2 separate regions of the Homo sapiens genome follow, and region 2 is linked to region 1. Evidence: read pairs that join two places in POLR2A ChIA-PET (ENCODE). Cell type or tissue: Caco-2. All regions are shown on one strand. Links, peaks and the distances in the headings refer to the core of each region. The heading gives the core; the rest is flanking DNA. Region 1 holds the start of PLEKHG6 (pleckstrin homology and RhoGEF domain containing G6). Region 2 overlaps NTF3 (neurotrophin 3).

What was found. Peaks named below come from ENCODE experiments on the same cell type or tissue, not always from the same donor. Only the 100,000 strongest peaks of a DNase experiment are listed, where the experiment ranks them.
Region 2: POLR2A ChIA-PET joins it to region 1 with 10 read pairs; 2 of 35 experiments call an interaction of 5 or more read pairs at or near these places.

The regions. Positions count from the first base shown.
Region 1 is chr12:6,300,857-6,315,707 of GRCh38, reverse strand. PLEKHG6 (pleckstrin homology and RhoGEF domain containing G6) reads right to left here and starts at 5,026. Exons shown (of 16, transcript NM_001384598.1): 1 at 4,860-5,026; 2 at 3,344-3,549; 3 at 1,924-2,079; 4 at 539-703; 5 at 59-154. The coding sequence starts at 3,481. RefSeq lists enhancers at 2,561-2,870, 5,492-6,212 and a silencer at 5,080-5,129. In Caco-2, for the core only: no CTCF peak of the experiment used is centred there; DNase peaks (open chromatin) are centred at 2,827, 2,957, 5,127, 5,517 and 3 weaker places; H3K4me3 peaks cover 1,831 bases.
Region 2 is chr12:5,478,716-5,493,566 of GRCh38, reverse strand. The region is part of intron 1 of NTF3 (neurotrophin 3); the gene reads right to left. Among named protein-coding and RNA genes, the nearest start is that of NTF3, 54 kb to the right of the region's middle. In Caco-2, for the core only: no CTCF peak of the experiment used is centred there; no DNase peak of the experiment used is centred there.

The DNA of each region.
Region 1 (14,851 bases), core at 2,204-10,203:
GAGGATGGGGGCTCATGCAGGGAAGATGGGGCCGGGGCTGGGGCTGAGGGGGGCTCACATCAGTCATGATCTTGAGCTTTCTCACGTAGATCAGCTCGGTGGTCAGGAGCTCCCACAGGGCCTCCTGTTGGTGGCAGAGCTCCTGGCTCATCTCCTGGGGTGGGGAGAATGCTGGTTCAGTTGGGGAATGATAATTAGAATGGCAAGTACCAGCTGTTAAGTGCGACCGGATCCACTTCATAGGTTCTAGGCACTTTGTGCATGACCATGACCTTTTAATCCTCAAACCAGTGCTCTGATGTGTAGGTGGTATTATCCCCACTTTACATATGTGGCAACTGAGGCCCAGAGAACTTTACTGTCTTGACCAAGGTCTGACTAGTAAGTGGCAGAGCTGGGATCTGAACCCAGATCAACGCGTTTCCAGATGTTTTTTCCACATGACCCCACTTCCCAAGGCCTTTCCCTCCTCTAGAGCAGAATCTGTGTGTGCATTCACGCCGTGGGGACAGACTCACCTTGTGAGTTTCAGGCTCACCTTGTGCCCAGGCACCAGCTCCCTCCAGGACTTCTCGATGGTCAGGCCACTGTCGCCACCCTCTCCTATCTCCCAGTGCCGCCGGTCCTCAGGGGGCAGCCGGGGCATCCCAAACATGCTGAAAGTGTGCAGCCTCACCTCCAGCTCATGGGCCTTGGTGAGTTCCTGGGGGAGCCGAGAAGGGCATCAGCTCTGGTCACATCCTTGGCACCCAGCCACAGGGCCCCGGGAGGGCTGTGTGTGTGTGCATGTGTGTTAAAGTGTGTGCGTGTGTCTGTGTCTGGAATGGGAGATGGCAAGCAGCACTGAGTATGAGTGGGGACATGGAGGCCTAGAGAACAGGGGTCGGCCCCAGCTGGAATTCCAGGGAAAAAGGCATTGCTGGAATGTGGGTGAAGAGGCACCCTGGTCTGTGGAAAGGTCCCTGGAGAGGGGTCTGATCTAGGCTCCCTGACAGGAAAGAGGCCTTCCATGGGTCTCCTGAATCAGAATGAGGTGGGGGAGGGACAGAAACAGACACTTCAGAGGGACCTTCAAGTGAATCAGAACAAGACTTAGAGAACCAGTGGTCTCAGGCACCACTTTGACATTTGCCTATAAAATGGCATTTTTTATGAAGCAGCATGGCTTACATTTTACAGGTTTCTTTTTTTTTTCCTTTTGAGACAGAGTTTTGCTCTTGTCACCCAGGCTGGAGTGCAGTGGCGCAATCTCGGCTCACTGCAACCTCCACCTACCGGGTTCAAGCGATTCTCCTGCTTCAGCCTCCTTAATAGCTGGGACTACAGGTGCCCGCCATGACACCCAGCTAATTTTTTTTTACATTTTTAGCAGAGACGGGGTTTCACCATGTTGGCCAGGCTGGTTTCGAACTCCTGACCTCAGGTGATCCGCCCGTCTTGGCCTCCCAAAGTGCTGGGATTACAGGTGTGAGCCACCACGCCCGGCCCATTTTACAGGTTTCTTTGGTACCAAGAATGTGAGCAATAGACACTCCTGACCCTCACTCACTCCATCTGGATGTGGCTTGGGAGGAGAGGTGAGGCTCACAGTGGCAGTGAAGGATGATGTGGCACTGAGGATAGAGAGAGCATACCTGACTCTCAGCAACTTGGTAATTTGACTTGGTAGTTTTCAAAAACTGAAAGCTCAATATCAATCGTTTATCCACATTTAATCAAAGTGTCTCAAGTCAAAGTCCCTGGTTGCCATGCATGGACCAAAGAGAGATATATCCCTGAGAGGTCCTAGGCAGAGCCATGTCTGACTGGCAGGCAGCAGCCTCCTGGACCTGTGTTCTCAGCTCCCGGAGCTTGCTGGTCATCTGCGGAGCCATCACAATTGGGGCCGTATGTGTGGGGATGGGAGGAGAGGGACCCCCTTACCTTGAGTTTGGGGGAGTGAAGCAGGCCAGCCCCCACATGGCCCCCGTGCCTCTTCTCGGGCTCTGGATCTCGCAGTCTCATGGGTGACAGGCCTCGGGCCTGGCCAGAACCCCTGGCAAAGGGGACATACTGCTGGAGGCGTCGGCGACTGGGATCCTGGGAGAGGAGCAGGGGAAGTTCTGGGGGTGCCTCCCTTTCCCCAGAAACCCCAGAGAGGTAGTAGGGGGGCAGGCTTGGCTCTAGATGTTGTTCCCCCACCCTGGTAAGTCGGGCTGGCTCACTTCTCCCTGCAAACCAGTTTGGTGTGGACTGCTCCTGCCCTGAGTCACAGCGGCCACTGCCGGCAAGGCTAAGCTGAGTGGGCAGAGGCAAGACAGCCTGGCTCCCTGAGTGGGCCTGGGGAAGAAGTGGGGCCTCCTGCCGAGCAGGTGCACAGCACACACATGCCTGGGCTCTGGTGTGTGTGCCCCCACTGCCTCCTGCTCTCCGTACCATGGGGGGTGCATGGACAAGGCGTGGTGCACACAGCATTCTGGTCTCTCGTAACTCTCCTTGTCTATGACCAGCCTCCCTCACACATGGGGACGAGGGCACTCACATGTGCAGCCTTCTCCCCAGGGGCGTGCAGCCTGCATCCCATCCAGCTGGGAGTGGCTGCCCTTCTGTGTGAAAGGCTGAAGCCACAGCCACACAGCTCCTCCCAGGGCAGGCCTGGTCACATTCCTTCATTTGCCTGTGGCCTGAATTACCCCACATACTTTCTAGTCTCCCTTCTCACCCACAGCCTAGGAAAGTCCCATCTCCAAAGGCAAAATTATCGTGCATTGAGGCAGGGGATGTCCCAGCCACAAGCAGAACTGTCCTCAAGGTGGAGGGGAAACCTGCAGGCTGAGGGACAGACCTGGCTTCCACACCCCTCTGCTTGGTTAGGACTGGAGGAGAGCCAGGCAGGTGGAGCCAGGGGTGGAGCCAAGGCAGGCACCCTCCTGTCCCTACCCACCACTGGAGGAGTAGGGACACCCTGAACCTTTGCTCATCTTCATCCTGACTCAGGGAGAGGCAGATCTCAGGAAGGCCTCAAACTCCTGCCAAGCAGAGGCGGGAGCCTGGGAGGCGCCAGCTCTGGGGTTTGATGACCTTACCCGCAGCTCTTTGTCTGAGACCTGTCTAACAGCACTCCTCGGAGGGCCTGGCTTCTCCTGGCTCCGCCTCTCCTGCCCAGCTGCTGGGACTGGGGTGTGATATCCCTGGAGCCTGGCCCTGTCACTGCCCTCCTCTTTCCCGCAACCCAGGAAAGAAGAGTAGGGTAAGGGGCAGGAATAGCTCAACCTCTGAACCTGTAAGGGGACAGAGACTCCACAGCCTAGGTGTCTTCCCTCCTGCCCCACCAGGTCACTTTTGGGGCACAGCCTGGACTCACCAGCACAGGGTATCCTCGGGGATAGAGTCTGCCAGCAGTGCTCTGAGCAGAGGCTCGATGCCGGCCCCCATAAGTCTCAATGCGGGAGGCCACGAGTCCTTGGAGGGGGCCCTCATGTGGAGGACCAAAGGCCTTCATCCCTTCTCTCCTGGGTCACCTCCAAAGGGCCATATCTTCAATGTCCAGGAGAAAGAGGTCCCCTAGGGCTGCAAGAGAGAAAAGAGGAATGGAAGGGCCATCCCCAATCAGTGAATGGCACCAGGCGGGAGACCAAGGCTGGTAGGGGGCCTGGGAGGGAGGGTATAGTGGGGGAGGAGAGGGCCAAGGGCTTGGTCACTTGTTGGGGGGAACATGGCTGCCTCATCTATGACTTGGTGGGAGTAGGGTAGGTCCAGGTACATATTGGGTAGGAAGCCCCTTGGAGATGTACCTCCTCTCTCACATGTGTGCATATTTGGGGTACAAGCTCCTGCACTGGTCTCAAATGGGAACAAGGGTCACAGACAGGTCTCGGGCTTTCTGGATACACCCAGGTGGGAGGGTTCTCCTTGCACCTAGATATAACCCCATCCCCTTCCCCATATAAAGCTTGGGAAAAAGCTGGAGGGAGGCCATGGTGGGTGGGGTGGGCTGGGAGTGGGGGTGGCTGGAGACAGCCCAGTCTGCCACCAGTTTTTGTACAGCCTGTAAGCCTTTACATATTTACATAGTTGAAACAACTGCTGCCCCCCCTGCAAAAAAGCCACCAATATTTTGGGACAAGTAAATATTACATGATATTCAAATTCAGTGTCCATAAACACAGTTTTGTTGGAATCCATCCTCTTCTGCTGGTCTCCTAATAACCTGTGACTGCTTCTTGCTAGTTGGGACAGACGGTGTAGGCCGCGAAGTCTCTAATCTTTACTGTCTGGCCTTTACTGAAAGGCTTGCCCATCTCCTACCTGAACCCTCCTGACCACAGACAGGGAGGTGAGTGGGGCCAGCTGTCCGGCCACTGCCCTTAGAGACCAGCCAAATAGAATTAGAGTTTCTCCAGTTTCGGGCTATATATTTGGTCCTCCCCAGACTCTGGGAATACCACCATGGAGCTGGGGGCCAGGCGTGGGGCTCCATCCCTCCCCCCTAAACCTGGAGGGAGGGCCCGCCCTCGAGTGGGCAGGGCCTGGAAGAGGAGAGGCCTCCTAAGGGGCGGTGGGCTCAAGAAGGCTGCGCAGGTGTTTGTGCCCCGACCGGGTGGGCCTGAGGTCCTGCCTCAGCCCTCCCTTACCTTCCTCCGATTCAGGAGCAGAGGAGGAAACGTTCGCTGTCCCTCCTGCCGCCTCCCAATAGTCCTCCCTCTGAGGGCGCTGTCTCCCTCGCACTGCTCCCTACCCAGGGTCCTGTCTCAGCCCAGCCCCCGGCTCCCCTCCTCCCGCCTTCGGGAGGCCAGGCCTTCCTTCCCCTTCGCCCCGGCTTCCAGGCCCCGGGTCCCGGCCGCCCCGCCCCCGGGCCGCGTAGCCCTCCCGCCGCTCACCTGTGCCCACAGGTGTCACCGCACCCGCTGCCCTGCGCCGCCCTCCCCGCCCGCGGGGCTCCCCGTCGCCGTCGGCTCCCCGGCGATGCCAGCCAGCCCCGATGCCCAGCCTGGGACTGGGATCGAGCGGCCCGCGGGAGCCGGGCAGCGCGGGTCCGGGCGAGGAGGGCGGGGACCGGGCTGGCCCCTCCCTACCGCCAGCACCGCTCGGGGCAGAGGGGCAGAGGGGCGGGGCCCTGGGGACCGAGCAGCCCCCGCCCTCACGCAGCCACCGCCTTCCCCGGAGAGGACAGCTCACGTGGCGGTGCCCTCCTTTCCCCTTTTCGGTCGCACCTGAACTCGACACCCGCCGGCCGAGCGGGAGGGCTGGGACCGCGCGCCCTCCACTCCGGGCCAGACCCCCGCGAGGCGCTGCAGTAATGAGGGCTGAGTAAGGGGCGGGGCGCCGCCGGGGGAGGCGGCGAGGGTGACAACCTGTGGCAGGCACCCCTCTCTCCTGCTGGTCGCGGCGAGTGGCCGGCCGTCCGGTCCTCCCCCTGCCTCGGCCTAGACCCCTAAGCAGGCAGGGAGCCCGCCTGCCAGCTGGAGGGGCAGGGGGCCCCGTCGCTGTGTGGAGTCCAAAGTGTGAGCCTTATCTCTCAGAGGACCGGCTGGCCTGCCTGGTGGAAGGTGATACTGGAAGGCTATCCTGGACTTTGCCTTTGCTCCAGGGATAGGCAGCTGAGGCCTGACCCGCACTTCTCCTATGACCTAAGACTCAGGTGGGGGCACCCTCCCAGTTCACCTGCAAATAAGCCCACTCCCGGCTACACCAGGGTCACCCAGCCCTTGCGGTGGCTGCTAAAATAGATGCTGTGGGGCCAGGCGCGATGGCTCACGCCTGTAATCCCAACACTTTGGGAGGCCGAGGCGGGCGGATCACAAGGTCGGGAGATGGAGACCAGCCTGGCCAATATGGTGAAACCCCGACTCTACTAAAAATACAAAAATTAGCTGGGCATGGTGACGGGCGCCTGTAGTCCCAGCTACTTGGGAGGCTGAGGCGGGAGAATCGCTTGAACCTGGGAGGTGGAGGTTGCAGTGAGCCAAGACAGCACTACTGCACTCCAGCCTGGGCAACAGAGTGAAACTCCATCTCAAAAAAAAAAAAAAAAAAAAAGAAAGAAAAAGAAAAAGATGCTGTGGAAGGACTGACACATGCTGGGCATTGCATGAAAGGACCATACTTTATTTTCTTTATTTTTAAAATTTATTTTTTAAAAAGAAAATAGAGACAATATCTTGCTGTGTGGCCCAGGATGGACTCCAACTCCTGGGTTCAAGCGATCCTCCTGCTTCGGTTTCCCCACCTTTTCACTTCTCCAAATCATGGCACCTCGTCTGACAGAAGCACTGGATATTTGAGATAGAAGTGTCCTGTGGATGTGTGGTCATTATAATCTCACAACCATGAAACCCAAGACCCTGTAGTTGGCAGGTGGCAGGTCTGAGGCTCCCAGCCCCTCACCCTGACTGTGGTCTATTTCCTGCCAATGAACTCAACAGTGATTGATACGGCTCCTTACTTCTTCAGAGCATCCTGAAGTTCAGGAAACACTTTCAGAAGCAGAATCTCCTTGAGTTGCCAGGGGAAAAGGCCTCTATTCCCTTTTCCCATCTAGGCTATGAAACGCATACATGATCAGAGTGTTCTAGTCCTCACTCGGACTCTGGTGACTCTATTTTGTTTGGAGGAGGAATCTATATCTTTGGGCAGTTTCTAATTTTGTATTCCCTGTGTCCATCCTCAAATCTGCCCTCTGGGATTCTCTTTCTCTGAGCTTGCTGTTGTGTGATTGCTCTGCTGGTTCAGAAGTGTCCTCTGTTCCTCCAGCTCCTTGAACCAGCCTGTCTCCTGCTCCTGGCCCAGCTGGTGGTGGGACTAGTTTTCGGGGGTGAAGTCAGGTGGGAAAGGAACTGCAGTGGCAAGAAACCAGAGTGTGCCTAGTTCCTAGCCCTTCCCTCTTCCCATTCACTGTGTGTGTGTGTGTGTGTGTGTGTGTGTGTGTGTGTGTGTGTGTGTGTGTGTGTGGTGAGAGCTAGACAGAGATAGAGAGATGTCCAGGGATGACAAGAGTAGCCATGAGGGAAAGAGTTAATAAGCCAGGAGAGGAGGTGGTGATTACGGACAGTATTAAATGACACCCCAGAGACAGCTGGTGCCAATGGCCCCTAGCTTCTCCTCCCAGTGTCTCCCAGAAGGAGTGGGAAGGAGGAATAAGAGGGAAGATGAAATTGAGAGAGCACCAAAGACAAGCCTGGGCTTACAGTGCTCTGGGGTGAGCTGGCTAGAGGGGCCCAGTGGCAGGTGGTGGTGGGTGGCGGGGTGGTTAACCCTTTCACTTCCCTCTAGGCGTTGAGGTCCAGTCTCCACCCACTACTGCCCCAGGGCCTGTCTTCAGCCTCCCTGGGAGGAGAGGTTCCCAGGGCAAGCTGGAGTCTAGAAGCCAGAGGTGTGGCCGGGCACAGGTGTGTGGCCTAGGAGGCAGGCCTCCATGTTCTGTTTCTTCTCTTCTGTCACTCTCACAGTCTCCACTTCCATGACTCCTCTGTGCTGCGGAGAGCACACTCCTATGGCAGGCTGAGGGGAGCATTCTCAGGGAGCTGAATGAAATGTAAAGAATTGGGAGGCTGGAGGCTTGGCCTCTGCCAAGTGAGGCTAGGGGCCATCTGGTCCTTGGACCAGAGTATGCCATCTGGATACTTCTCTTTATTCCTGGTTATCCTAGCCTTTCCTCACATGTCTAGCTTGAGTCATATGCCTCACTTTCTCCCAGGTAAGATGCTCCTCATTAGGCCCCTGGATTGACCCCATAACTGATGGTAAAGTGTGTGTCCACGGTCAGAGCTCTGAGGATCAAATGCTTCTGTCCAATAGCAGCCTGAGGATAACTGCCTGGGGTTGGCATAAGGGGCTCACCAGGCAGGAAGGTCAGGGAAACTCATTTGTGCCTCGACCTCTGCTGAGCCCATATCTCTCAGGGCAGAAGTGGGGACCATCTGGGCTAATGAGGGGCTGGCAGGCACTAGCAACAGGAGGCAGCTAATGGGAGCTGTGTCCTCCCTGCCCAGAGCGAGGCAGAAACTGAGGGTTCAAGCTAGGAGGCGCCAGGTCATGTGAGGCAGATGAATACCAGGAGGACAGGCCACAGGGCAAAGCCTCTGGTGCCTCAGGCCAGAACTGGTGCTTCCCGTTTCTTCTTTCGTCCCCTCCCCCTTCCTTCCACATTTACTGGCAATGTGTAAGACAGTAGGAATATAGAAAAGAATAAGAGGCCCTGACTTCTAGGGGCTTACAGACTAGTGGGGAGGCAGATGGGCGAAAAGAACATTGATATTTAAGTTAGACCAAGAACGACTAAGTCAGGAGCTGTGGGAACACTTTGGAGGGACCGGTTACTACATAGGGGAGCCAGGGATGGCTTCTAGAGGAGGCGAGCTTTGTGTTGGGACTCGAAGGATGAGTAGCAGTCAGCTGGGCTGAGAAGGAGGAAAGGACATTTCTGGAGGAGGGAAGAGCATGTTTAAAAAGAAACTGGGGAAGGGCAGACTTCCCTAAAGGCCTCCTGAGGGTCTACCCTGTTGGCTCCCTGGGAATATCCCAGCTTCCGAGCCGAGGGTCTCTGGGTGGTGGCTTAGGAGGACGAACCTTCTTTGTGGCCTTCCAGGACCTCCGCAGTTTGACCTCAGTTATACTTCCCTACTCAATCCCTAGATGTGTCCCCATTCCCTGGGTCGGCCTCGACTTTCCTGACTCCATGCCTTTGCTCAAGCTGTTCCCCTCAGCTGGGTGCCTTGTCCTCCGACTCCACTTACCTCCTTCGAGGTCTTTCCTAGGACTGCCTCCTTCACGAAGCCTTTCCTAATAATCCCGCAGCCAGGCTGATCACTTTCCTCCCTGCTTGCAGCTGCCTTGACCGCTATGTTTCTTTAAAAGGCACCACTCTTGTTCTCCCTACTAAGTTGATATTAGCATGTGCCACCTATGCCTGAGGGCAGAGACCAGCCTAACACAAGACTGGCATGGTGTTTGGGAATTGAACTGGATTGACTTGCTAGAGGACCCAGACAGAATGACTTGCAGATAGACTGGCCTGTACTGTTCTGTCCCTACCCAAAGGAACCACATTTGCTTTTTAGATACCTGGAATTCTTCCATAATTTCAGTTTCCTTTCCTGCTTGATTACTGTAGCATCAGGACATCTGTGATGCACCTAAATGTTCCTCTCCATTAGGGCAAACATACCATGTAAGTTTACCTTGCAGGCCAATTCTTTTCTCTTTTTCTTTTTTTAAAATTCCAGATTCTCTCAGATCCTGAATTGCGGGCTAATTCTGATAGGTGGTGGGTTCCTGGAACATTAACTTAAGAAGGATTCTGTGGCTGGCTCAGCAGAAAGAATGCTAAGATGGCTTAGCAATGTCTGCCCCAGGGGAAAGAGGGCTCTTTCTGCCTTAGCGTGAGGTTTATCAGTCACTTGTCTTGCACTGAGCCAAGACTGGGACACTGAGAATGTAAGGCCTTTGCCTCTGTTGGAAGCTGATGGCGAAGGTGACTAGAAGACAATCGGGTGGATCTACCTTCTTGGGATTTACGGTGGCATATCTTCCAGTCAGATGTCTGGATGTCCAGGTCTGTGCTCCGAGGCACCCTTTTGACATGCGGCCCCAGAGAGGCTGTGGAATTTTTTTTCTTTTTTTGAGACAGGGTCTCACTCTGTCAACCAGACTGGAGTGCAGTAGCGCCATCACAGCTCTCTGCAGCCCAGACCTCCGAGGCTCCAGTGATCCTCGCATCTCAGCCTCCCGAGTAGCTGGGACCACAGGCACATGCCAACATGCCCTGTAGTGAACAGAACACTGGATGAACAGATGGGTGAACAGAATATTGATATGGAAGTTAGACATAGAAGGGATAAACTGGGAGCTGCAGGAACACTTTGGAAGGACCAGTTACTACATAGGGGAGCTAGGGATGGCTTCTAGAGGAGGCAAGCTTTGTGCTGGGACTTGAGGGATGAGTAGTAGTCGGCTGGGTAGAGAAGGAGGAAAAGGTGCTGGACCAAGAGCTGTGGAATCTTTTTTTTTTTCTTTTTCTTTTTGTTTGTTTGTTTGTTTTTGAGATGGAGTCTTGCTCTGTCGCCAGGCTGGAGTGTAGTGGTGGCGCAATCTCGGCTCACTGCAACCTCTGCCTCCCGGGTTCAAGCGATTCTCCTGCCTCAGCCTCCCAAGTAGCTGGAACTACAGTAGCGTGCCACCATGCCCAGCTAATTTTTGTGTTTTTAGTAGAGACGGGGTTTCACCATGTTGGCCAGGATGGTCTCGATCTCCTGACCTCGTGATTGGCCTGCCTCCGCCTCCCAAAGTGCTGGGATTACAGGCATGAGCCACTGTGCCCAGCCCATTTTGTGTCGGTTTCTACCTTAATTTTGCATTAATCATTTCTGCCTGCCTAAATGACGGATCTCTGCCTCCCTTACTGCTCCTGCACTTGTTGGTTTGTTGTTTTTAGAATACAAATGCACTGTGCAGGGCTCAGAGGCTTGGAGCCATCTCTGTCTCATGCCAGGGTCTTGGTTCATAGGGAAGCCCTTCATCGGGCTTTGGGGGCAGCTGGATTTGATTTGTCTATATCTCCATCCTTGTATGTAAAATGAGGATAAAGTAACTAAATTTTGGAATCATTGGATCATTACAATAATAACAATAGCTAACTTTAATTAATTAATTAATTAATTTTTTAAGAGACAGCATCTTGCTCTGTCATCCAGGCTGGGAGTACAGTAGTGCGATCATGGCTCACTGCAGCCTCAACCTCCTAGGCTCAAGTGATCCTCCCACCTCAGCCTCCCAAGTAGCTGAGACCACAGGTGTGTGCCACCAAACCTGGCTAATTTTTAATTTTTTGTAGAGAAGGGGGTCTCCCTCTCTGCCCAGGTTTGTCTTGAATTCCTGGCCTCAAGGGATCCTCCTGAGTTGGCCTCCCAAAGTGCTCAGATTACAGGCGTGAGCCACTGCGCCCAGCCAGAGCTAGCTTATTAAAGCAATAACTATGTGCAAGGCACATAGTTTATATGTTTTATTTTATTTAATCCTCACAAAAATCCTATGAGGTAGATACTATCATACTCCTATCACAGGGGAGGAAACAGGCTCAGAGAGGTTCCATGACATGTTCAAGATGACAAATTTAGCAAGAAAAAAAGTCAGGATTTGAACTCAATTGCCTCATTCCCAAGCTGGCACCTTTAACTACTATCCAATAGGCAAATAAACAAGTTGCTCTAGGTAAGCCTAGTGTATGGAAAGGAAACCAGATAAAACTGACTGCCTTGTTTCAGCCCTAAATGTCATCTCAGCATTTGAAGACACAAGAAATCTAACTCCTAAAGCTTTGAGAAGTATTTACTGAAGGCTGCTGGCCAGGGCTGGTCTTTACTGAGGGCTGTTGGCTGGAGCCCGAGCCCAGGGCTCTGTTGCTTATTACACGGCATCGTTTCCTAATAAGCATCTTCACTCCGCTCTCCCCAAAATATTCTTCCTCATAGTATCTATTCAGTCCTCTCCTCTCCTGCTCCCTCTTCTGTCTCCTTCCAACCCCTCTTCCTGATCTTCCCCCTCCCATGGCTCCATTCCCTTTCCTTTATGGAGCCATCTACTCTTGTCCTCCCTTTGGTAATCTCGTCTGCCCTTCTGCTCAGTAAAACAAAGATGTTTCGCCCACGTCCTCAAAAGGAGGATAGTAAATCCATGTAACAATGAAATATGGTTGTCCTCGGCATGCTGGGCTGTCAATGCATGGCCAAGGCAGATAAAAGGAAACCCTAAGGGGCTGAGGAGACAACAGAGAGGGGATTTAGAAAACTGCTTTCCTCAGGCTGGGCGCGGTGGCTCATGCCTGTAATCCCAGCACTTTGGGAGGCTGAGGCAGGCAGATCACGAGGTCAGGAGATCGAAACCATCCTGGCTAACACGGTGAAACCCTGTCACTCCTAAAAATACAAAAAATCAGCCAGGCATAGTGGCACGCACCTGTAGTCTCAGCTACTCAGGAGGCTGAGGCAGGAGAATCACTTGAACCCGGGAGGTGGAGGTTGCAGTGAGCTGAGATTGCACCACTGCACTCCAGCCTCGGTGACTCAGAGCAAGACTCCGTCTCAAAAAATTAAAAAAAAAAGAAAAGAAAAGAAAAGAAAGAAAGAAAACTACTATCTTCACAGGCCCTGCATTCTGTCTCTTTTCCTTCCCTTCCCTCCATCAGTACCAGGGGGAGGAGGAGGAGGAGGTGCGGGTATGAATCCCTCCTTACCATCTGACTCAAGTCTGCACATTCTCCAAGACCTGTATTAATCCCTGCCCAGACCCTCCTGGACCAACGTGGTCCACAGTACCTCCTCTGCCCCTGATTCCTGCTACATATGCCCCTCTTACATTTGCCTTACCTTTCTTGTTACCAAACTTTCATGGTGGGTGTCTCCTCTCCTTATCTAGGCCGTAAACTCCTTAACAGCAGGACCTTGCTCTTTCACAGTGCCAGGCTAGGTGGAACTTGACATAGATACTAATTAAAGATTTGCTTGGGAGATGACTGTGGAGTAAGACCTCTAGGAGTGAGGTCTCTGGAGTTTGTATTCGGGCTCCATCACTATGGTTGCTTGTCCCTGATTTTTCACATCTCTGAGTGTCTATGCTATTTGGTAAGATCCTTCCGCACTGACTCTGCGCTTGGCCTTGTGATTTGCTTTGGCCAATAGAATGTGATAGAAGTGATGATGGACTCGTTCTAGTCTTGGAGCTCCAAAGGCTTTGTCCACATTCATTGTCTGGGAAGCTTCCCACCATGATGAGGAACAAGCTCAGGAGGACAAGAGACCACGTGCAGGAGAGTAAGTCATCCTAGCTAAGGCCATCCTAGACCAGGCAGAGGAAAGCTGACCCATAGCCACAAACGTACGAGGGAGCCCAGCTGAGATCTGACTAACTTGGACCAAATCAGCAGAATGACTTAGCCAACCTGGTTGATTCATGTGCAAAAGTACATTTTTATTATTAGCCTGTTAGTAGTTTTGGGTGCTTGTTATGCAGCACTAATGTGGTGTTGGAGAATGGATACAACCATTTACCAGCTCTGTGATCTTGGGAAAGTTATTTAATTGCTATACTCTTTTTTTTTTTTTTTTTTTTTTTTTTTTTTTGAGACAGGGTCTTGCTTTGTTTCCCAGGATGGAGTGCAGTGGCGTGATCTCGGTTCACTGCAATGTCGGTCTCCCAGGCTCAGGTGACCCTTCTGCTGCAGTCCCCCGAGCTGCTGGGAGTACAGGCGCGTGCCCCCACGCCTGGTTAATTTTTGTATTTTTAGTAGAGACAGAATTTCACATTGTTGGCCAGGCTGGCCTTGAACTCTTGACCTCAAGTGATCCACCCACCTTGGCCTCCCAAAGTGCTGGGATTACAGGCGTGAGCCACCACACACAGCTGATTGCTATATACCTCAACTTCCTTGTCTGTAAAATGGGAATGTGGTGGATACTGTTGACAGCTTCAGCTGTGTCTCCTCTCCCAGCAATTGCTTCAGCTGAAGAACTGCTTCACCCAAGGTTCTGCTCCTTTTCCTGGGGCTGCCTGTATCCACTGGCTGGCTGATGTGGAAGTATTAAAGTCTGGGCCCCTTGTTCCAGCTGGGGGCAACTCTGCAGGGCCATCCTAGCTGCAGAGCTGCCTGTGGCTGCTGCATCATTCGCCTACCGCCTAATCCCTCTTCATTTCTCCACAAGGGTCAAATTCAAGAGACTTCCAAATCAACCTCTTACCTTCATATCCCCATCTTAGAATTTGATTTCCTGGAACTATCCTGTGGGGAGTGGATACAAGTGACTACGTAGCAAGATCTGGCCAATGAGATAAAAGCAGGTATGTTCCTTAAAACTGCCTGTGGCCAGTGGCTCACGCCTGTAATCCTAGCACTTTGGGAGGCCGAGGCAGGTGGATTGCCTGAGCTCAGGAGTTCATAACCAGCCTGGGCAACACAGTGAAACCCCGTCTCTACTAAAATACAAAAAATTAGCTGGGCGTGGTGGTGTGCACCTGTAATCCCAGTTACCCTGGAGGGTGAGACAGGAGAATCGCTTGAACCTGGGAGGCAGAGGTTGCAGTGAGTGCAGATCACACCACTGCACTCCAGCCGGGGTGATAGAGCGAGACTCCATCTCAAAAAAAAAAAAAAAGACTGTTTTGCCTGCAAACTTTGGATCTATTACTACTATCAATAGCATTTTGAAAAGCTGCATACATCTGTGTATATTTTTGAATCTAAAATCTTTTTTTATATTTTAAAATGTAACGTTTACCATATTATTAATGTTAACATTTAAGATGAAATAATTCCCTTTAACTTTTTATTTAAAAAATTCAAAGTTTTAGAAATTTGCAAGAACAATGTAATGACCTTTTGTATACCCTTTACCTACGATTACTGATATTTTGCCCCATTTGGTCTCTCACATTCTCTCTGCGTATCACTAGAATTATTGATATATAATTAAAACAGAAATTTTATATATATATATATATATATGTTTTTTTTTTTTTTTTGAGACAGGGTCTTGCTCTGTTGCCCAGGCTGGAATGCAGTGGTGTGATCATGGCTCACTGTAGCCTTGACCTCCCTGGACTCAAGTGATCCTCTCACCTCAGCCTCCCAGGTACCTGGGACCACAGGCACCTGCCACTGCACCTGGCTAATTTTTGTATTTTTTGTAGAGATAAAGTTTCACTGTGCTGTCCAGGATGGCAGAAATATATCTTAAATATATATTCAACTTAAAAAGAAAAAGTTAATTGAGATTGTACTCTTCCCCAGTGAGATGGACAGAGCTACCTCTGTACCCCCAAATTTTTTCAAAGAGAGGCAATATGTGCGGGGGTTTGGCTCATGTGTGGATTTAGGCAGCCT
Region 2 (14,851 bases), core at 3,656-11,655, 820 kb after region 1:
TTCCAGGGTGCTCTGCCGAGCTTTCTGATACATACGCATCACCAACTGATCTGCTCCATCCCCGGGGACGCTCTCCACAAAACGCAGCTCTGCCACAGCACTACTTGCAGAAGACAGAGATGCAGAATAACCACCTTACATAAATGGGCTGGACTTGCCCAGAATAGAAGAGTCATTGTTGATTCACTTGCCTCCTTTAGATTTTTAACATTTCTGCTACAAAATGTTCCTTTTAGTGCTTATGCTTCTTCTAATTCTACTATTTCCTTGTTGAAATGGCATTTCAACCCATCCACGCTCTCATTCTGTTGCCATAGTAGAAGCTTAACACCGGACTCCGGTGGCGTCCTGGTGGAATTACAGTGCTGATCTCAAGACACCTTCATTGCTAGTCTCTCCCTCACTAGAGCAAAGCCCAGATGTTCTGAGGGTAGCACTGGAAGGAGATGCTCCAGGTGGAGAGGGGCAGCTGAGCTAGTGATCCCCGAATTCGTCCACCTCCTTGAGATATTCACTCCTTAATCACCATCGCTGCCACCTCACTGGCTCCCAGGGGGGTACATCATTTCCTCTTTAAAGTTCTGTCCAAACATGGAAAATAAAAACTCTTCCCCTGGTTCACCTTTGGTATTTTCGGAAAGACTTTACTAAGTCCAGGGGGAAAATAGAGAGGAAATAAACAAAGCCGACACAAGAAACAGAAAAGCAGTCCTGCTAACCAGCACCTATGTCTGAGCCTGCCAGTGCTCACTCGCTCCCAGGACTCACAGACAGCCTCTTTCCCAGCTTGTCTGAAATACTGCCGGCTCACTTGTCCCTAGAGGTCAACAACAGTGAGGCACTCTGCTCATACTGCCTCCTCTTGCTGCTGTGATAAGGAGACCATCTTCTTTCCATGGGAACTAGTCTTTGGGAAAACTGACTCCTTCAAGGTCAAAGCCAAGAGAGGGATTCTAGCTTTGCTGCTCACCCTTAGAGATGACTCTAAGGAATTGTACTATCCTAGGAAAATGGTTCCTCTACAGCATAAGGAATCTCCCTCCTATTCTGCATACAAGTGACATTTTCTTCAATATTACAGGCCCAACAAAATGCAACTTGAACAATACAAAAAATATGGCATACAACTAGGATTACATTCTCTACTCCCCTCAAAAAGAATAATACAGCTGCAATAAAATCATTTAGGACTGAGAGTCTATTGAAAAACAATTTGTTAAACCTCCCAAAAGCTCAGCCACTGTAAGCTAAGAATACACAGGATATCCGCTCTTAAGGAAATAAATCAAGTATGGTTAGTGAGGGGAGGTCCCAGGTAGAATAAGAGTCAAGGTACAGATTAGTGAGGTAATGACCAGGATGAACTGAGAGGGAGAATGCTGGCTGATGCTGATGGATTGAGGAGGAAAAAGTAAGAGTCTTTATGGGTGGTGGCTGGAATATGGAACCAAAGTTTATTAGAAGTAGATAAGCCATATAAAGAGGCCATCTAATCTTATTCCTTCATCTTATAGATGAGGACAACCTAAATGCAGTTTAAAGAAGAGGAGAAAGGCCGGGTACGGTGGCTTATGCCTGTAATCCCAGCACTTTGGGAGGCCGAGGTGGGTGGATCACGAGGTCAGGAGATCGAGACCATCCTGGCTAACAAGGTGAAACCCCGTCTAAAAAAAAATACAAAAATTAGCAGGGCACGGTGGCAGCCTGTAGTCCCAGCTACTCGGGAGGCTGAGGCAGGAGAATGGTGTGAACCCGGGAGGCGGAGCTTACAGTGAGCCAACATCACGCCACTGCACTCCAGCCTGGGCGACAGAGCAAGACTCCAATTCAAAAAAAAAAAAAAAAAAAAAGAAGAGGAGAGACCCACAGGAAAGTGAGAGGGGTTCTCTGCACTCTGGCCCTCACCTCCCTTTTCCATGTGATGACTGGGCTCACAGGCCTCTTGCTCCAACCCCATTCACTACTCACTGCTGCTCAAATCACAACCCATGTGCACTGCCTCTCCTGTTGAAATTTCACCCGTTTTTCAGTGCCTGGTTCCAAAGCTGACCTTTCTACAATGCTCCCCCAAGATCCCAACGATAGCACCTGCCACTTCCTTGCAACCTCAGCCTGCTCTCCCAGTGGCTGACCATTTCTTTCTTACTTGCCATGATACTTTGTAATAAGTAGTGGGAGTAAGTCATCTGCAGGCTGGTGAGTGTTTCTAAACTCTTTAGAAGGCTGTCTTAAAGCCCTGCAGGCTTCCTGTGGACTCCATTTTAATAATCGACTTCTAGCTTTTCTCGTAGAGAGCAAGTCCAAGAATGTTGCTAACAGAACTCCCCAAAACACAGAGGTTTGCAGCTGGAAAGGACCCTAGACAACCTCCTCATTTATACATATAAGGGAACGGAGGCCTGCAGTTGTGGTGAAGTGAGCTGTCTAAGGTCAGACTGCTAAACAATGGCAGAGAGTGACGGGGGCATTTGGTTCGTAGGCGCAACAAAAATCACATGGCTTGTGCACCATGAAAGTTATCGTGAGGGGTAAACAATGAAATCCACATGGAAGCACCTAGCATAGCATCAGGTACAGAGTGAGCACACTAGAAATGTTAGAGAACATGAAGCTGAATGGCCTGTGGCCACGGGAGATGGTGCACACCTGCCCTTGACGCACACGGGCGAGGGACCCAGAGTCTGGAGAGCTCCCTCCTCTACATCTGGCTCACAGCAATCTTTACCAACACGGTCCCCACAAGGCTTTCCCCCAGATGCCATGGTGCCCGACTGCTTGGATCTCAGACCAGTTACACTGGTTGTGGGAGAAGATAGGAATATTATGAACTCGAAGCCCAGAGAACAGACAAATGACGAAAGCAAACACGGGCAAGGGAGAGGTGGTGTTTCTGAATTTGCTGGGGGCAAGAATAGATGCATTCTGATCTCTGGTCACTTTTTGGCCACCAATACCTTCATTTCTCACTCCATGTCCGGGGTGGGAGTCCCCCAGTGGGCCAGTTCCCTGGAGTGGGGAATGGAAACAGGAAGGCAGTGCCAGCTCCATCCAGGCAAGGCACAGCAGCGAGTTCTGCTATTTAGGGGAATGTCTACGCTCTTTCTCTAGGGGTCCCTGTCATCTGCAGAGAGCTTCATTTAAGCAATTGTCATATTGTGCTATTATTGTTGGTGTGCCTTCTCTTTGACGACAGGGACCATGTCCTTTCCATCCACACATCCTTGACTCCCAGCATAGGGCTGGACACGCTGCGGACTTTCGACGTCTATTTACTGAATGAGCGCCTGCTACGATCGAGACCTACCCCAGGCACTGCTTACTGGCTGGAGAGCCTGCATGGGCTTTTGCCAAGCCTGGTTTTGGAAGCCAATCAACTCTGCCTTCTTTTCCCAAAGAAAATACAGGCCCTGGCTCTGAAGTCGGCCATGGTCCCCAGGCTCTTCTTGGCTATAATTAGAAAAAGACCTGTTAAAGACCTTAGTGAACCCCCTTTCTACACTCTCCCCAGTGCCCATTTCCCCTGCTCAGAGTTTTCCAAGATCCTGACCGACGTGCATGTGCGATTTTCCTCACTTAGAAACGCTTTCCCACATATGGTGTTTTCTCAGTCCCTGGAGCAACATTCCTACAAGGTTTCACCATCCCTCAAAATACTCAAAAGAGAGCAATTTCTGATTCCTCCTTTTTGGCTCAGTTTACAGCATCCACAGAGGGTTTGGGGGTATTCAAGAAGCAGCTGACATGGAAAAGGAAGCTGAGGTAGACAGTGGCACAGAATCTGAGCCCCCAGCAACCTGCGTCTGCCCTGTCACGTGCAGAGACTGGGCTGCAGCCTTCAGGTTCCAATTCACCTCTCCAGGACCAGCTTCCCTACACAGGAGCACCTCCTGACCGTGTACCTAAAGACGCCTCTTGCTGCACATGTGTGAAGTAAATTTTTAGACTGCTTAGGGGTGAGATCACCAAGAATAAAAATGCAAAGTGCCAGGTACTGGCTTACATAAATCTTAAATCCTAGTAACAACCATCCTGAAGTACGTACTATTATATTTCCCATTTTGAATGGGGAAACCAAGGCAAAGAGGGGTTCCACAACCAGCTAACAAGCAACAGAGTCAGGATTTGCACCTTCTGGCTCTAGAGCTCATGTTATTAATGATGACACTCGGCTGCCTCTCCGTCTGTCCTTGCTCTCAAACATTCTAGAGAGTTTACTTCCAGGGGAAGCCCAAGCTCCAAGCCTGGAGCCAGGACGGCTGCTGTCAGCAGGCTGTGTCCTTCCCCAAGAAGCCTCAGCTCTAAGCAGAGTTTGCAGAGATTTGAGGCCATCAATCCTGTGTCCTCCTCCCTGTATTCCCTATGAAAGCATCCCCCACAAAAGTAAACACAATCCAATTCCCTCACCCTAGTCCCTCCTGGGCCTGATGCTCTCCAGTGCAGCCCATCTGCAGGTCACCTGTGCCTGCAGAGGCCCTGTGTTGTAGTGGACAGAACACGGAGTGCACCATCTCACATCCTGGGTTTGAGACCAGCGCTGGAAATCTGGGTGACTTACAAAGAAAGCAGAAAGGCTCTGTTTTAGCTTTCCTCAGAGAGGAGTCATGAGAGCAGAGGTGAAAGCAAATTTTAATTTGCCAAATTTTTAATATGCAAATTCAAGAGATTTCATTATTTCTGGTGTAGCCATATTCTCTGGAGGCAAATGCATTCTCTGGCTGGGGTCAAAGAGGACGCTGGCCAGCTGTGTCCAGAAGGGCCTGATTCTTTGGAGAATTTCTTCGGCTATGACATGATCTCTGACTAATGCTACAGGCTCAGGAGACATCCTGCCAGATAACCCTAATGTCTTGTTCAGGGACTGGAAAGGGAGAGAGGTGGGAAAGTGATAGATTTAAAGTAGAATTACAAAAGGGAAAGGAATGTGGTGGAAATATTAAACTAAGGCCATATATAAAAGACTGGCTATGCTTGTTCCCCAAATCTTAATTGAAAAATTAATTCACACTGGCTTTGCTCTGAACATAGGTCTTGAGGCCTCAGAATTAGTCAATGGGGCCACATGATGATGTTCTGACCCATGACAAAGCTGAGAGCTGGGAGAGAGAGATCCTGGTGGAGCCTCCGCTGGGGATTGGTCTGGTTTTGGTTAATCTCTTTATTAATGATCCGGAAGCAGGAGGGAGGAAAAAGTGGCAGATTAATTAAAATGCACAGATGACGCTCAAAGGGAAGGTGCTGCAGACACCAGTGAGGACAGACCAATTAGGCTGAAGCACCCGTGGGGGTTGGCAACCTGGAAATAGCATGATTAGATTCAAACTAAAACATGTAGGTTAACTCACTGGGGTTACAATGGATCCAAAACCAACAAGGGAGGGAAATGCTTGGAAAGGGATGAAGGGAGGGGGTGACTTGGCATTGCTACAAGGAGTAAATGAGAAATGAGCTCACATGAATAAAGCTGTGTGGGTTTCCACGGCACCTTCTTCCCTGCTAGCTCTGTGTCCTCCACCTCATTCACTTTAGCACACCTCTCGGGTAGTGGCAACCATGAAACTCCCTGTCTTATGGAGCACAAAAAAGACATAAATTGAGGGACAGAGCCAAGATCAGAAAGCAGGCCAGAGATGGTCCCCAAAACCTGCTGACGCACATGCTCTAAAGTCACGGAAAACTAGAAGCAGTCAGTGAGCTAGAGGAGAAACAGCTAGTCTCTCTGTTGGTATTTGGTGAGGCCTCATTAGACAATCCCTGAACTCAGGACAGGTCTGTATCTATGTAGTGTCAAACCAGGTGAGAGAAGGGGCAGGGAAGTGGATTCCTATCCTGTTCTTTAAGATATCTAATTCTACTGTTGTTCCTCTCCTTAAAACTTAGCACTTAAAACTCAGGGCTCTGAAACTGACTAACATACATGGTCAATCCTCGGCCCAAGATCTGAAACAGGACAAGACACTCAATTTTCAGAAGATGCTGGCTTCTTAGCAGAAATGAGGCAAGACACGGTCAACAGTGAAGGCATACTCTAGGATAAAATAAAATAAAACAGAGAACCTCAGAAGACTGACTTGCCTCCCTAAGAAAGGAAGTACTGAAACTGGTCCTTCTGAAGGCCAGAAAGTGAGGAACAGGGACCCCTGAACAGACAAGAAACCTATACCCCAAAAGAAAGCTAAGTGGACCGAGATGGAGATAGAAAGCTGTGAGTTTCCTTTGCACAGCTGTTAGGAGAGGAATTTCACATTGTTCAAAGCATACCCTCCTCTGGCCCCGAGGCCGTAAAAGATGGAAGGCATGGCACACGTCAAAACAGTGTGCGCCAGCCGCTCCAGGGAGGAAGGTAGGACAGTTATTCCCCAGGCCAAGGAAGCCTCTGGCTTAGCCCCATCTTGGCAAAGAGAGATCTTAAAGGAGCTTGGTATGCCGACACAAGCCCCAGGAAACTCAGGTTTACTTTATCCTTTGCATATCACAAACTCCCATGTCATGGAAGGAGGGTGGACTAGGAAGGATCTGCAGAGAAAATCTGAGTCAATCCAGCTACTAGCCATCATGGTGTTATCCTGCATTTAGTGGTATTTGTTTTGGTAACTCACACTCATCCACCACTGTGCATACATGTGTGCATGCATGGGTTTGTGTGCCTACACACACACACACACACACACACACACACACACACACACCACGTAACTACCTGAGGTGAGGATGGGCTCTAGTCGAACTATTTTCAAATTTTTGAATTTTGAAAAATTTGAAACTATTTTCAAATTATTGAATCATTTAACGTTCAGAAACATTTCAATTTTGGTATCATTTTCTGTGTCTGGATTACTCCAATCTCTAAGTGTGAAAACACACAAGGGGAAGTTGCTTCAGCGACATAGGCAGCTGAAGGTACAGCTGGAATTAAAGAATAACTTTGACCTCAGATAATAGCTGCCCAAGTCAATGTTTTTGTTTTAAATTTATGCTTATGTTCGAGCTGAGTTTATGGTCTAGTGTATACGTTGTCTGCAAAATGCTATACAACTGTAAGTGATACCATTACAAGGTAGGGGCTGCTGAGTAATTGATTTTCAATAATTATAATTAATAATAATGATGATAATGATGAAAGTATTTATCTTATCCACCCAGACAAGCATGAGTCTCAAAATGGCAGAATAAAGAAGTTGGCTTCCTCTAGAGGGTTGAAGGCTAAGGGAAATCCCAAAGCATGCCTTCCCTTCAATTCTTACTTTGGTTGCCTCTTCCAAACCAAGACCACAGCTGGCTTGGCAATGGCCAAACCTTTTTTGTGTGCATCAACCATAGCAGCAAGTCGGGGATAAACTCAAACCATACTGATTTGGCCCCCAGAGGACTTGGCTGCAGAAAGTGTGGTCAGATGGCAGGCTGACTCCTTTAGACTTGGCCAGCAGGCTTGTGTCAAATATGGCCCCTCCTGTCTCCCTGCTGCCACACAGACAACCGCCTTTCACAAGGATGAGGTATATTGACTGGCGGTCTGCGGCTATATTGATTGGCGGTCTGGTCTGGATCCCTTCTCCAGAAAACCATGGTGTCTGAAGACTGACAGCTGGGACTGTCTTTTGCTCCTCCAGGTGTCTCTCCCCTCTGTTCCCTGTGGCCGCCATCATGCTCTTGAGTACTTTTACAGACTAGGGAACTGAGGCAGAAGAAACATGTGTCTGGTGCTTTTCTGAGTCTCTTCTCACCCACTCATGTAGTGATGCGGGGATGTGCACACAGGAAGAAAACCAATCTTCCATCAAAACTGGAGTGTGTGGTAGGCACTTAATAAACACTGTGACTCCAGCCCCAAACACTCTAGTGACTCTGGGCAGCTGGGCAAGACTGAAAAACCAACCCAGAGCTTGTCCTCTGAAAGCAATTTTGGCACAAACACTCTGAACCTCAGGCTGTCTTTAATCACAGACACAAGTCATAATAATCGCTTGTAATAACAGCTCACATTTATTGAGCCTCCCCATATGCTAGACTGTGCGGAACACTTCACATGGATGATCTCAATTAATCTTTGTGGATACGATTATTATCCCCACTTTTCAGCCAAGGAAACTGAGGCTCAGAAGGATTAAGTACTTTTTCTTAAGAAGACACATCAATTGAGAGACAGAGCCAGGGAACAAACCCCTGTCTCTGTGATCCCACAGGCCTAACTCTTAGCTAATACTGCGGAATATCTCTCAATTTCACTCCAAAGTCTAAGGCACCTGCCACTTCATTGCAGTAAACTAGGTAGCAAGCAGCATGCTGGTATATTAATGTTTCTTTCTTTGTAGAGTAAGAGACATTCAAGACAGATCCTCTGAAACATAAAGGGGAAATTTCCAGTCTAAGGCTTGCGTCACCAATTCACAGTAGCTGAAGAACACATCTAGGTGATATGGGGCTAGTGGGATCAATTGTTTATGGTTTAGTTTCTCCAAATGTAAAATATTCCTTTCCTCATTTCTCATTTGATGGTAAAAAACAACCAAGAACCCAAAGACTCATTTTTAAAAATGGCTGGAGCGTTGAAGGTGGGACAGATTTCTGATTCTTTTGTTTTCACAGATTGCAGCACATTTGCAGCTGATGATGAGAAACAAAATAATGTAGGTTCTTGGCACATCCCCTGTTTTGATCTGTTAATAAAAACCAACTCTGCCACTAATGAGCTTTGTGGCCACGGGAGAATCACTGTGCATCTTGGGGGCTCAGTTCCTGAGCAGTGTTTCTCCAGAGGGGTGCTACTGGGATTTCAAACAGGACAGTTTTTTATTGTTAAGTTTAATCCCCCACGCATGCAACGCAGGCCCCCACCTACTAAATATCCATCGTGACCCCAGTCATGCTGACAACTGAAAAAAAGGACCCGCACGTTTCCAAATGCCATCTGCGGAGACCCCTCAGTTATGAATCACATAACATGATGCTGGGGAATTAATTGTTTTATGATTGTTGGCCCTTTTACAATGTAATCAATGCTAAGGAATCCTTCTGCTAAAAAACCACACATGTGCCCATAAAGAAAAAATATTTTAAAAAATTTCAGGGTGATTCAAAGAGTCCATAAAAATCATCCTAGTGTCCCACAGATTTTAGGTTTAGAATTCTTGAACTAAAGATTTTCAAAGGTTCTTTCTAGTTGACATATTAACCTGTGCCAACCCTAAGTCATTTCTTCTCCAGACCAAATAGAGAAGAAATGATTATTATCAGCCTAATTTTCTGGTCCTCTCTGTTTCTCTGTGTCCCTGTGAAGCCCAGGGTGCCAGAAACTGGCATCCAACTCTATTAGGATTGTGGTACAATGGAAAGGTTATGGGGGGAAGTGACTTGCCCAAAACCAATCAATCCATCAGTACAAGAGCTGGAACCAAGCCCAGCCCTCCAGATGACCAGCCCTACGCTGCTCATCCACAGTCACACACAGAGCAGTCAGTGTATTTAAGGACACATGGAGGGAAGCCTGCCCACACCTACCAATAGGGTTTCCTGGGGGAGGCACAGGGGTCCCAGATGAACCTGACCAACACAGCATGTCTGACACTATGTGTGAAGCCTGAGGCCCCAGCAGCCCTACTCAGCCCATGGAGGCAGACTCTTTCCCTTCTTCCTTTCACAAGTGTCTGTGTAGCACCATCTATTGGCATCCACCTTCCTCATGGACACCAGGAATCAGAGCATTTTCCTTTCTGTCCATAAACCTGCAATCACTCTGGGTGACTTCACTTCCAACCTGATGGCTTTTTCATTCCTTGGTCTCCATGTTCCTGCACATCCTCAAGACCTGTGTTCTCCATGATGTTTGAAAACGCAAATGCGATTCCTCAAAGACCTAAGCAATTCCTCAAAGACCTAAAAATAGAAATACCACTCAACCCAGCAATCCCATTACTGGGTATATACCCAAAGGACTATAAATCATTCTTTCATAAAGACACATATGCACATATATGTTCACTGCAGCACTACTCACAATAGTGAAGACATAGTATCAACCTAAATGCCCAACAATAATAGACTACAGGAGATGAGCCGTCATCTTGTAATGTCACCAAGGTCATTCCATTAAATTTGCTCAGAAGGGCCTCATTCAGTACCTGGATGAGGAATCTACAGTGGATCTCTAGGACGATTACTGATGTTTACCAACTACTCGGGGCTGGAACCCTGAAGAACACGGGAGTGCCCTGGCACCGTTGGTCTCCTGAAGGTGTGCGCCAGAAGAGGGTCTGCAAGCCCCACGGGTCGGACTGCAAAGTGGCGAAACAGAAAGGTGAAGCCACCCACTGCTCATGGAGACTTCAAGTAAGTGGGTGAGTGAGTGCCAGAGAGAGAGAGAGAGAGAGAGATAGAAAGAGAGAGACTGGGAGAGAGAGAAAGAGATAGAGATACAGAGACAGAGAGAGGCTGAGACAGAGAAAGGAAGAGACAGAGAGAGACTGAGGGAGAGGGAGAGAGAGATGGAGGGATAGAGAACAAAGAGACAGAGAAAGGATAAAAAGAGAAAGAGACAGAGATACAGAGACTGAGAGAGATAAACAGAGACATAAAGACAGAAAGGGACTGAGACAGAGAAACAGAGATAGGGAGAGAGGGGGACAAAGATACAGAACCGAGAGAAGGAGACAGAAACAGAGATGCAGAAAGACAGAAAAAAAAACACACACAGAGAGAAAGACAGAGGGAGAGACAGAGAGATAAAGAGAAAGGAGGAGAGATAGAGACAGAGATTGAAAAAAAAGAGCGATACAGAGAGAAACAGAGAGAGGGAGAGGCAGAGAGACACAGAAGAGAGGAGAGAGACACGGAGTGAGGGAGACAGAGAGACAGTGAGTGGGGAGGAGGAGAGAGACACAGTGGAAAGGGGGGTCTCTTTCTTGTACAGGGGGTTTCAGTTGAGCCCAAGACACTGGGCAGTGGCTCTTCTACCTGGTTGGGGAAAATTGGAAAGGTACCAGAGAAGGCCCCTCTGAAGCCAGCATTGCTGCAGGTCCAGAGGGCATGTGCACTTCCATTCACATTAGAGACTGCTCCACCCTGCCACCATCTCCAAAGCCAGTGACCTCCCTGCACTAACCTACATTTCTTTCTACTGCCAGGGAAGTGAACATGCGGGTGCTATCAATGCAGCAGGTGGCCAAGACCCAGCACCATGGGAAAGACGAAGGCACGGGCACTCAGTATCACACAGCGCTTCCTGGCTCAGGAAGAGGCTCTCAGAACAGGCCGTGATCACACTGGCCACCTGTACCTTGTCCCAAGAGGGGTGGCAGTGCCTGGCACCCTGGCCAACACAGGCTGGGACAGGAGGGCTACAAGCGACAGGCCAGTACCCGTCTTGTGGGAAACAAGTCAGGCAGTGTGTGTGTGTGCGCGCTCGTGTACGCATGAGCACACAACATGTGTCTATGTGTGTCTGTGTGTGAGTGTGCATTGTATGTCTCTATGTATGTAGTGCCTGTGTATGACTGCAGATGTGTCTGTGTGTAGTGTGTGTATGCATGCATGTATGCCTGCGAGTGTGTCTGTGTGTAGTGTGTGTATGCATGCATGTATGCCTGCGAGTGTGTCTGTTTCTCTGTGTGTGTGTGTGCTGTGTGCATATCTACGTGTGTGTGGTGTCTGTGTAAGCCCGTGGGTGTGTCTGTGTGTTGTGTATATGTATGCATGTGTGATGTCTGTGTATGTTTTTGTGTGTGCATGTGCATGTGTGTAGTATGCATGTGTGTGCATGTGTCTCTGTATGAGTGTGGTGTATATGTCTAGGTGTGAGTGTGTCTCTGTATGGTGTGCATATGTGTGTGGTGTTATTCTGTGTGTGTGTGTGGTGTGTGCGTGTGGTGTTATTCTGCTTGTGTGGTGTATGTCTATACATGTGTGTGCATGTGTGTATTCTGTGAGTATATCTGTATGTGTGCATGTATGTGTATGTCTGTGTGTCTGTATGTGTGTGTGGTGTTATTCTGTGTGGTGCATGTATGTATGTGTGTGTGTGCATATATGTATTCTGTGAATGTGTCTGTGTGTGTGCATGTGTGTGTGGTATTCTGTGTATCTGTGGTGTGCATGTATGTGTGGTGTTATTCTGTGTGTGTCTGTGCTGCATGTATGTCTGTGTATGTGTGCATGTAGGTGTGGTGTTGTTATTCTGTGTGCATCTGTTTGGTGTGTGTGTCTGCGTGTGTATGTACATGTGTGCGTGGTGTGCTGGGCAAGGGATGCTGAGAAGGGGAGATGCCAAAAAGCAGAAGGGATCAAGAGCCTGCGTCTACTCCCAGCCTCCCCTTTGGCCACTGTGAGTCCCTGGGCAAGTCTGTTTTTCACTCCCAGTCCGGCATCAAATTGCTCCTCCAGCAAGGGCAGGAACCGGAGTAAATCATCCAGAGACCATCCCGGCGCTAGCAGCCTGCTAGTCCACAGGGGTCTAAAGCCAGGCAGGGCTCTCGCTCTCTGGGTCCCTTTCAGCACAGAGCAGCGAGCCAGCTCTGCGGGTCCTCCCTACCCCGCCACCCACACCCCCAGTGAGGTGCACGTGGAGTCAGGCACAGGGCTCCAGTGGCCTTCCTGGGTCCCCATGAACTGGAAACATGTGAGGACAGGCAGGGGAGAAGCCGTGAGATGGAAGGAGAAACTCTGGGTCAAGTTTGCATTTCTCATTATTTCTCCAACCCTTCTCAAATTCCTTTTGTTTAGAAACCTCCTTGAGTTTCTGAAGGCTTCCCCCTCCCCCACCCCACCCCCTGAAAAACTCTAGGAGCTCCTCCAGCCTGTAACCCTTCCGGATAACACGTTCCATATGTCGGTCACTCTCGGCATGAAACGTTTGCACTCACTTTTCTGGTCACCTCCTCCGTGGTCTCCCCACACTGCCTCTCCCCAGAGTGGCCCCACCAACCCCTTCTGTAGCCCTCTGTTCAAGAAGCAGGGACTGGGATCAGGTTGGAGGGTCCTTTGGTCTCCCTCCCGGGTCAGCTCCCATGCAAGATTCCTGCCGGTTCGCCTCCCGAGTGCCCCAGAGTGCGCCTGCCTTTGCTCCAGCCCGCCCGCCGCCAACAGCTGCAGGGAGACCCTCCTTTAAGCACTGGGGCTAATTGAGCAGGGCTCTGACTGAGCTTGCCACTTTATTTGCTTAGAGCAAGCTTTTACAGCAAGGCAACACAGCATTCTATTGTCTTCCTTTCCCACCCAGCTCCCCCTCCTCCCGAGGCTACCCACTGTGGTAAATAAAGGCCGGTGGGATTGTTTTTCCACCCGAACTTCCAATGTTCCCGTTGCGAATGCAAACAGGCATTCTGGCCTTCCTTGTTTGACCCTCACCCCAGGCGCCACCCCCTCCACCCTCCTGATGCATCTTTTGATGAGTGAATTTGATGCTGGAAAACCATACAGAGCACAACCCCATGCAAGGTTTTGTGGGTTTCCCGAAAGAGGAAAAAGGTGGCGTTCAACAGCTCTGGAGGGGCTGCACTGGAAGAGCTGAAGATGACTTTGAATTGATCAAGGGAGCCTGAGAACTACTTATAGTTCTTTTTCCTTGAGACCACAGGAGTCCTTAAAGGCCTCAGACTCCCAGGGATGCTCCAGGGATCAAATAGAGGCCTCCTTGAAACAGGTAATGAGGCAAGCCCATGACCTAACACTGAAGGCAAGAGCAAGTGGGAAAACATGAGGCCTAGAGGCCAGTCTGAGAGCAACAAGGCTTTCCCAAAAGACACAGAGAGACCTGTCTGGAACATATATGGCTGAGCCATCGGCTATCTTGAGGGACAGAAGGATGAGAGATTGAGCACCTACTATGTGCCAAGGACTGGAATTTAAAACTTACATCTCCAGCTTTTTGGGGAGAGATGGAGTTAGGAAAACTATAAAGAGAGGCTTTTGCTATGTTAAAGCCAAGAAATCCAGGGCACAGAGTAGGTGAGGGATGGGCTAAAAGTTGTTACTGCTAGATGTAAAACTACAAGCAGAATCCCTGCTTCCCGACTCCTGATCCTGCAGTCTTCCTAAAAGATAGCCTTCTCTATGTTCAAAGTCCTAGAGCCCAGCAGGGTGGACCACATGCCTGTGATCACCAGGTAAGTGGAGCTCCTTTATCCGGCTGTAAACCTAAGGGAGAGCCCTCATATCTACAAAATGCAGACCATGCTGTATCAGTATCTGTGAGATACTCTAACAGTATCTGTGATGCACCGGTTTACACAAAGTAGATCATTTCCAAAGCGGAACCACCTCTGGCTGCAAGAATGTCCTCTTGACTAGGGAGATGGATGGGTCCATTACTGGCCCAAGTTCTGCATCCACTTCTCTCTAATTCTAACCGGAGGGAAGCTTCACCAGCCTCAACCGCTATCTCCTCTCTCCGGCAAATCTTGGCTCTATTTAGGATTGTATTCTGGAGATGAAACAAGTTAGGCAAAATTGTATCTAAAACAATCCTTTTTCAACAAGACTGGTATTAAGAAAATGACAACAATAATGAAGGAAAACACGTTTGATGATGAGTTTGGATGATGCATGGGGGCTAATGAGACAACTGAACTAATGTAATTGAGGTACCTGACTTCAGAAGCTCTGATTGTGCTGACGGGCTTGGCAAGGAACCCTGCAATTTGGCACTAACGAATGGATTAACACGGAGGATCAGCTGGAATCCAACATTGTGTAGAAATGTGCCCTGACATTGTGCTGGGCACATACAGTAGGGGACAATGAGGACCCGATGAGCTGAAACAGAAAAAGATTAGAGCCCTCCTAAAAGGCAACAGACGAGCTCTTCTGCCCCTGGACCAATGTGCAAAATGTTAAAGTCGTTTATTTGAAGATTTATTTCAGT